2 separate regions of the Homo sapiens genome follow, and region 1 is linked to region 2. Evidence: read pairs that join two places in POLR2A ChIA-PET (ENCODE). Cell type or tissue: PC-3. All regions are shown on one strand. Each heading gives the region's core, and the rest is flanking DNA. Links, peaks and the distances in the headings are about the cores only.

The links. ChIA-PET counts read pairs that join two places held together with the same protein. Peaks named below come from ENCODE experiments on the same cell type or tissue, not always from the same donor. Only the 100,000 strongest peaks of a DNase experiment are listed, where the experiment ranks them.
Region 1: POLR2A ChIA-PET joins it to region 2 with 5 read pairs; 2 of 35 experiments call an interaction of 5 or more read pairs at or near these places.

Annotation. Positions count from the first base shown.
Region 1 is chr1:63,677,500-63,680,410 of GRCh38, forward strand. The region is part of intron 1 of LOC105378771 (a long non-coding RNA gene); the gene reads left to right. Among named protein-coding and RNA genes, the nearest start is that of PGM1, 86 kb to the left of the region's middle. In PC-3, for the core only: no CTCF peak of the experiment used is centred there; no DNase peak of the experiment used is centred there.
Region 2 is chr1:63,745,393-63,748,303 of GRCh38, forward strand. No RefSeq gene overlaps it. Among named protein-coding and RNA genes, the nearest start is that of ROR1, 27 kb to the right of the region's middle. RefSeq lists an enhancer at 886-1,180. In PC-3, for the core only: no CTCF peak of the experiment used is centred there; a DNase peak (open chromatin) is centred at 1,069; H3K4me3 peaks cover 355 bases; H3K27ac peaks cover 2,500 bases.

The sequences.
Region 1 (2,911 bases), core at 112-2,611, 68 kb before region 2:
TAGCTGAACTCAGCCAGCATCCTGTGGATAAGGAGCCTGAGAAGTGTTTGCCCAGACAGCCCATGAGACTCAGCATAGGGCAGGAGAAGGGTGGCGAGTGGATCTAAGAGCTAGCAGGCAAATGATTGCACGAGGCCCTACCCTTTATGTGAAGGAGGGCAGCAGACAGTTTCCTTCCTTGACAACAGGGCTGTAGCAGGGAACAAAGGGGATCTGATAGGAGGAGGACAAGAACACTAATGGAGTAGAGAGAAACCATAGGTGAAGAATGGACCTTCCCTGTGTCGTGGTGCTTCAGTGTTGCTGGGAACAAGGCTTGACTCTGGTCATAAAGTAGTACCTTTAATGCTTCCAACTCATCTAGCTCTTGTAGTGCCAGTAACTCCTGTATGCCCCATTGCGAGTAGTCTCCAGTATCCATTCAGATCAGCTCCCCTGCACTCATATGCAGCCCCCCTCCATTGTTCTCTTCCTGACTTTCTGACTCTCTTAGTTCCAGAGGCCCCCTCTGCTGACACACCACTTCAGGCCTCTCTTGTTAAGGAGATTTAGGACACTTCTCTTTGGTTTTGCCCCCAGAGCAAAACCTGGCCTGCTCCTGGACCTGGTTGCAAAGAATTTTAACTCATGGTCTCACATGGAGACCTAGGCATTCTAATTATCTTAACTGGCAGGATAAAGTAACAAGCAATTCTTGAATGGCTACTGTATGTTCACTGCTGTATTTGGGATCATGTGGAGGGCATGCTGGTCACTGGACAAGGATGCCAGTGGATTACCCTTTTTTCACTGGACAAAGATTACCCTTTTTTCTAGGTAATCCTTTCTCAAAGAAATTAACTGCCTGCCTGCCTGCCTGCCTGCCTGCCTGCCTGCCTGCCTGCCTGCCTGCCTGCCTGCCTTTCTTCCCTCCTCCCTTCATCAAATATTTATATACCAGCTGGGGAATGCAGTGGTGAACGGGACATAGTCTCTGCCCTTAAGGAGCCTCAGTCTGGTGAGGGAAAGAAAATACAATTATAGTTAAATGAAAGAGGTGCATACAGATGGCTGTGGAAGCACAGAAAAGGGGCATCTAATCCAGCCTTGGGGAAGGGGAAATAGGGCTGTCAGGGAAGATATGGAGGCAGTGATACCTGGCAGGGTCTAGGGTAAAAGCAGGAGTTGACAAGTTTAAAATAAAGTTGCAGGCCAGGCACAGTGGCTCGCTCCTGTAATCCCAGCACTTTGGGAGGCAAGAGGTGGACGGGTCGCTTGAGGCCAGGAGTTCAAGACCAGCCTGGCCAACATGGCGAAAACCCATCACTACTAAAAATACAAAAATTAGCCAGGCATGGTGGTGCACACCTGTAATCCCTGCTACTCGGGAGGCTGAGGCAGAATGGCTTGAACTCGGGAGAGGGAGGTTGCAGTGAGCCGAGATTGCACCACAGCACTCCACCCTGGGCAACAGAGCAAGTGAGTCTCTGTCTCAAATTAAATAAATAAATAAAATTTAAAAGTAAATAAAATAAAATAAAATAGGGTTGCCAAATTTTTCAAATAAAGATACAGAATGCCCAGTTATACTTGAATTTCAGATAAACAACAAATAATTTTTTTAACATAAGGAAGTCCCAAATAATGCTAAAAATAATTCCATTATTTAAATTTAACTGAGTGTCCTGGATTTTACCTGGCACCGCCAGAACTGTTAAGAGAAGTGGAAAAAGAGTTCCAGGCAGAGGGAGGAGCTTATTAAATACTGGGAATTAAGAAGACAGTGAGTCAGGGAAACCACAAGATGTTCAGTGTCCAGGAAGAGATGCTCCTATTTCCCAGCCTAGAACAAAGGGATCTGATAGCCCCTCAAGAAGAGAGCTCAAATCTTGCTTTTTTGTCTGTGCCTTCCTATAGCATCTACATGGACACCTGTGGGCATAAGGAGTCCTTCCAACTTCCACTGCCCTTGCCCGCCTTCAGGCCCATCCCATTTCAGATCTCCCAGCAGATTCTCTGCTTTCAACCTCTCTACCAGCATCCAATCCTGTCACATAAGGCTGAAGCTTCCAGGGCCACCTTATCATCATAGATGGCTAGAACTGGGAGGGCATTTGCATTTCAAAGATGAGGCAAGAGTGGATCAAAAAGAGAAAGTGGATTGTACCAAGGACACCCTTGATATGATCAAGGTTAGTGGCAGAGCAAGCATGAGAACTCACATCTGTGACGCCATCCAGGTTTCCTTCTTCTGTACCCCTCAGCACTCTTCCTAAAGTCTTGCTGCTATGACCCCTCCAAGCCTCACAATGAAATTCGGTCCCCAGTGTTGGAAGTGGGACCTAATGGAAGGTATTTGGGTCATGGGGGCAGATCCCTCATGACAGGCTGATGCTGTTCTCACGGTGATGAGTGAGTTCTCAGTCTGTTAGTTCCTGAGAAATCTGGTTGCTAAAAAAGAGGCTGCCACCTCCCTTCTCTTTTTGCTTCTCCTCTCACCATGTGATCTCTGCACACACTGGCTATCCTTGATCTTCCACCATGAGTGGAAGCAGCCTGAAGTCCTCACCAGAAGCAAATGCTGACACCATGCTTCCTGTACAGCCTGCAGAACTGAGAGCCAAATATACCTCTTTAAAAAAAATAAATTACCCAGTCTCAGATATACCTTTATAGCAACACAAATAGAATAAGACAACAGCTTTACCCATTTTGTCTAAATGTTTCTTATTTCTTCATTATCTCAGGAGACAATTAAACCATCCACTCAAACTTTGTCTTATTCATTATGGATGACTGTGTTTTCTCACCTTGAGTAGGTTGCTAATTCTCTAACAAATTAAGTATGTTTGGTGCTTGGGTGTCATGCCCTTCTCATGGGAACTTGTGAAGCCCAGGTGAGTTGATGTTAAGTTTTGGGTCCCAGAAGTCA
Region 2 (2,911 bases), core at 126-2,625:
GTCTGCTCCCCTCTATCATGCCCTCTTTCTTATGCTTGTGGCTTTTGCATTTCCTTCTAATAGTGGCTGCCCCACTCTCACCCAGCCCCACAGAAACTCTGCAGTAAGGCCACTGGTTACCTACTGGGGAAAGGTGGCCAATGCTTACATTACAAACACACAGAAGAAACCATACTCATGTTTTCTCCAGCCCAGAGCAAGTCAGCAACATGTCAGAAATCCAGACCTTCCTCCTTTGTTCCTTTTGTGTTTGCACTTTGGTTCGCTTTCCACCCAATTCCCATCATGGCTCCTCTTTCTACTTAAAGACGGTTGTATCAAAGGGTTTCCAATCAAGAAATCTGCATTTGCACAGGTTTGGATTCACACTCTGGCTCAGCCTCCTACTAGCTGTGTGCTCTCAGAAAAGTCGCTCAACTCATTGAGTCTGTTTCTTTGTACATAAAATGGGGATGATAATTCCTACCTATAGGGTTATTGTGAGGATCAACTGAAGTATGTACTTAGGATGTATTAAATAATACATCAATAAATGGTAGTTTTGACTAATTCGTGGGCCCCATCCTCTCCAGTTCTCAACTCTGGGGCTCCTTTCAGAATTCTAGTTTGGGTTCAAACCACCTGCAAGCAGAATCCCATAGAATCTAGTCTCTTAGGACCTGCTCTAATCTCTAGTCCCTGCAGGCACCCAGGCTGATGTATTAGTGTCCCCATGCAAGTACCCTTTACAACAGAAAAGTGTCAAAACCCTTTTGCAAGTGGGTCAGTGGGCTATCCTGCCTCCCCAAACCCCAAGCTGTGCTGACCGCCTGCAATTATTTCCACATGATGCAATGCTCCCCCTCCCCTTGGGAGCAGTATTAGGTTTCCTCCCATTCCCATACACTTCAGAGACTGCTACCCTCTCACATTTCAGACGCTGACCTGCTCCTTTGCACTTTTCCCCTCTGCTTGTCTGGAGACCTGCATAATGAAATTCAGACAGTGGTGACTAACTTCCCCTCAGAACAAGGTGGCGTGGGCTGGCAGGGAGCATGCTTCTCCCAAGGCTGGGGCATAAAGCTGAGTGAGAGGAAGCTTGGTGACTTCATTGCTTCGTGTCAGATCAGAGGTTCCTCGCTCTGAAGGGAAAGGCAAACACTTTTGATCTGACTATGGGAGGCGGGGAGAATACATGCGATCTATAAAATGAAAGAGGCTTTCCAAAAACAACAAGGCTGAATCATAAGAACTTACATTTATGGAACACTCTGCCGTTTCTAAGGCTCTTTTCACACGCATTGTTTCATTTGACTCTCACAGCAGCCCTGGGAGGCACAGGGGACCAGGATTAACATCTCTGTTAGACCAACATTCCCGCTAGACCTTCCAGAAGAGTGCTGAGGTCACACAGTAAGGAGGTGGCAGAGACTAGGCCCACCTGCAGGCCTCTGGACCCCACACCCAGCACTCCGGCTCTGTGGTGCCGCCTTCTCTCTTGCACTTCAGACCATGAGTAAGGCCCAACATGTTTAAAGCTTTCCTGTAGAAACACCCCTTATGGCAGCAAACTTACTACCTCCGATGCAAACTTACTACCAAATCTTGCGTCTTATCTAAAAATTTCATTTGAACTATGAAGTTTGTTATATTAATTGCCACATTTATATTAAATATATTTTATATTCTTAAGGTAAAGGTGAAGCTTTTTATTTTTGCTTCCCTTAGATAAAATAAATGTTTCAGGAAGATGGCTTTGCTTAGCCTTGGGTGACTTCAGGAGCCCGTGGCACCAGGTTCTAGATGCTTTCAACCAGTGTGGAAGATGAGTGTGTGGCCTACATGCGACTGCCTGGAGAAATGCTTTATTGAGCCCCCACCTCAGTAAGGTGGTTTTTTAGTTGGTATTGTTGACTGAGGCTTCTTTTAAACCATATGTCCCAAACATTCCATGCTGCATTCTTTGACAATGGAAAGACACATGTTTGTAAGGTGTGTTTAGTATCTTGAGAGGCTGGAGGCAGGAGCTTTCGTGCATTCCCAGATGCACTGAGTGCACTTGCAGAGCAGAAAACATGTGCTTTAAGCAGGAATCAGTGATGGAAGCAGGCACAGCCAGAAGACCAGCTGTGTGTGGAGCTCAGCCGAGGGGTCGGAACACAAGATTTAGGGGCTCGGAATTGTTGTAACTCTATGCCATACCTTACGTCACCCTCCAGGCAGCTCTCTCTTGGAAGAGTCTTGGGGAGGAGTCCCACTGTCAGCCAGGGAGCATTCTCCTCTCTGTGCCTTTCAGGAGGTCCAAGATCTTTAAATTGTAACTTGGACTCCACAGGGCCCTGCGGTGCAAGCCTCAGCTGACTCTGGCTAGCCTTGCCAACTCCTGCTGTCCATCCCAGAGCTGGCTCAGCACTTGCTACTGGCGTTTTGCTTCAGAGAGGAATCCTGGCACCACCAATCTGCAAAGTTAGTTGAGACAATTATAGCACACTTATCAGAACAGATGGGATCAAAATCTCAAGTCAAAGGTGAGTGAGGTGACAATCATGAGGGCCGTCTCCTTTGACATGGGTTTGAAGGCAGTGGGAATATATTCCAAAGTGGTCTTACAATTGTTTGCAATTACAGACTAGGGATTTGCTGAAGGAAAGAGAGTCATCCAAGAGGACAATCTCAACAGCTAACATGTACAATGGTTTCTTATGTGTGCCAGACACTGGCCTTAGCATCTTAAGTGCATTTGTTTATTTACACCTCACAACAGTCTTACAAGGTAGGTACTAGTGTGACCTGTCCCGTTTACACAGATAAGAACATGAAATCACAGAGACTGTAAGTAACTTGTCTAAGGTAAACAGCTAATACGTGGCAGAGCTGGGATTTGAACCCAGGGCCTCCTTACTTGTAACTACCATGCTATACTGCTTCTCAC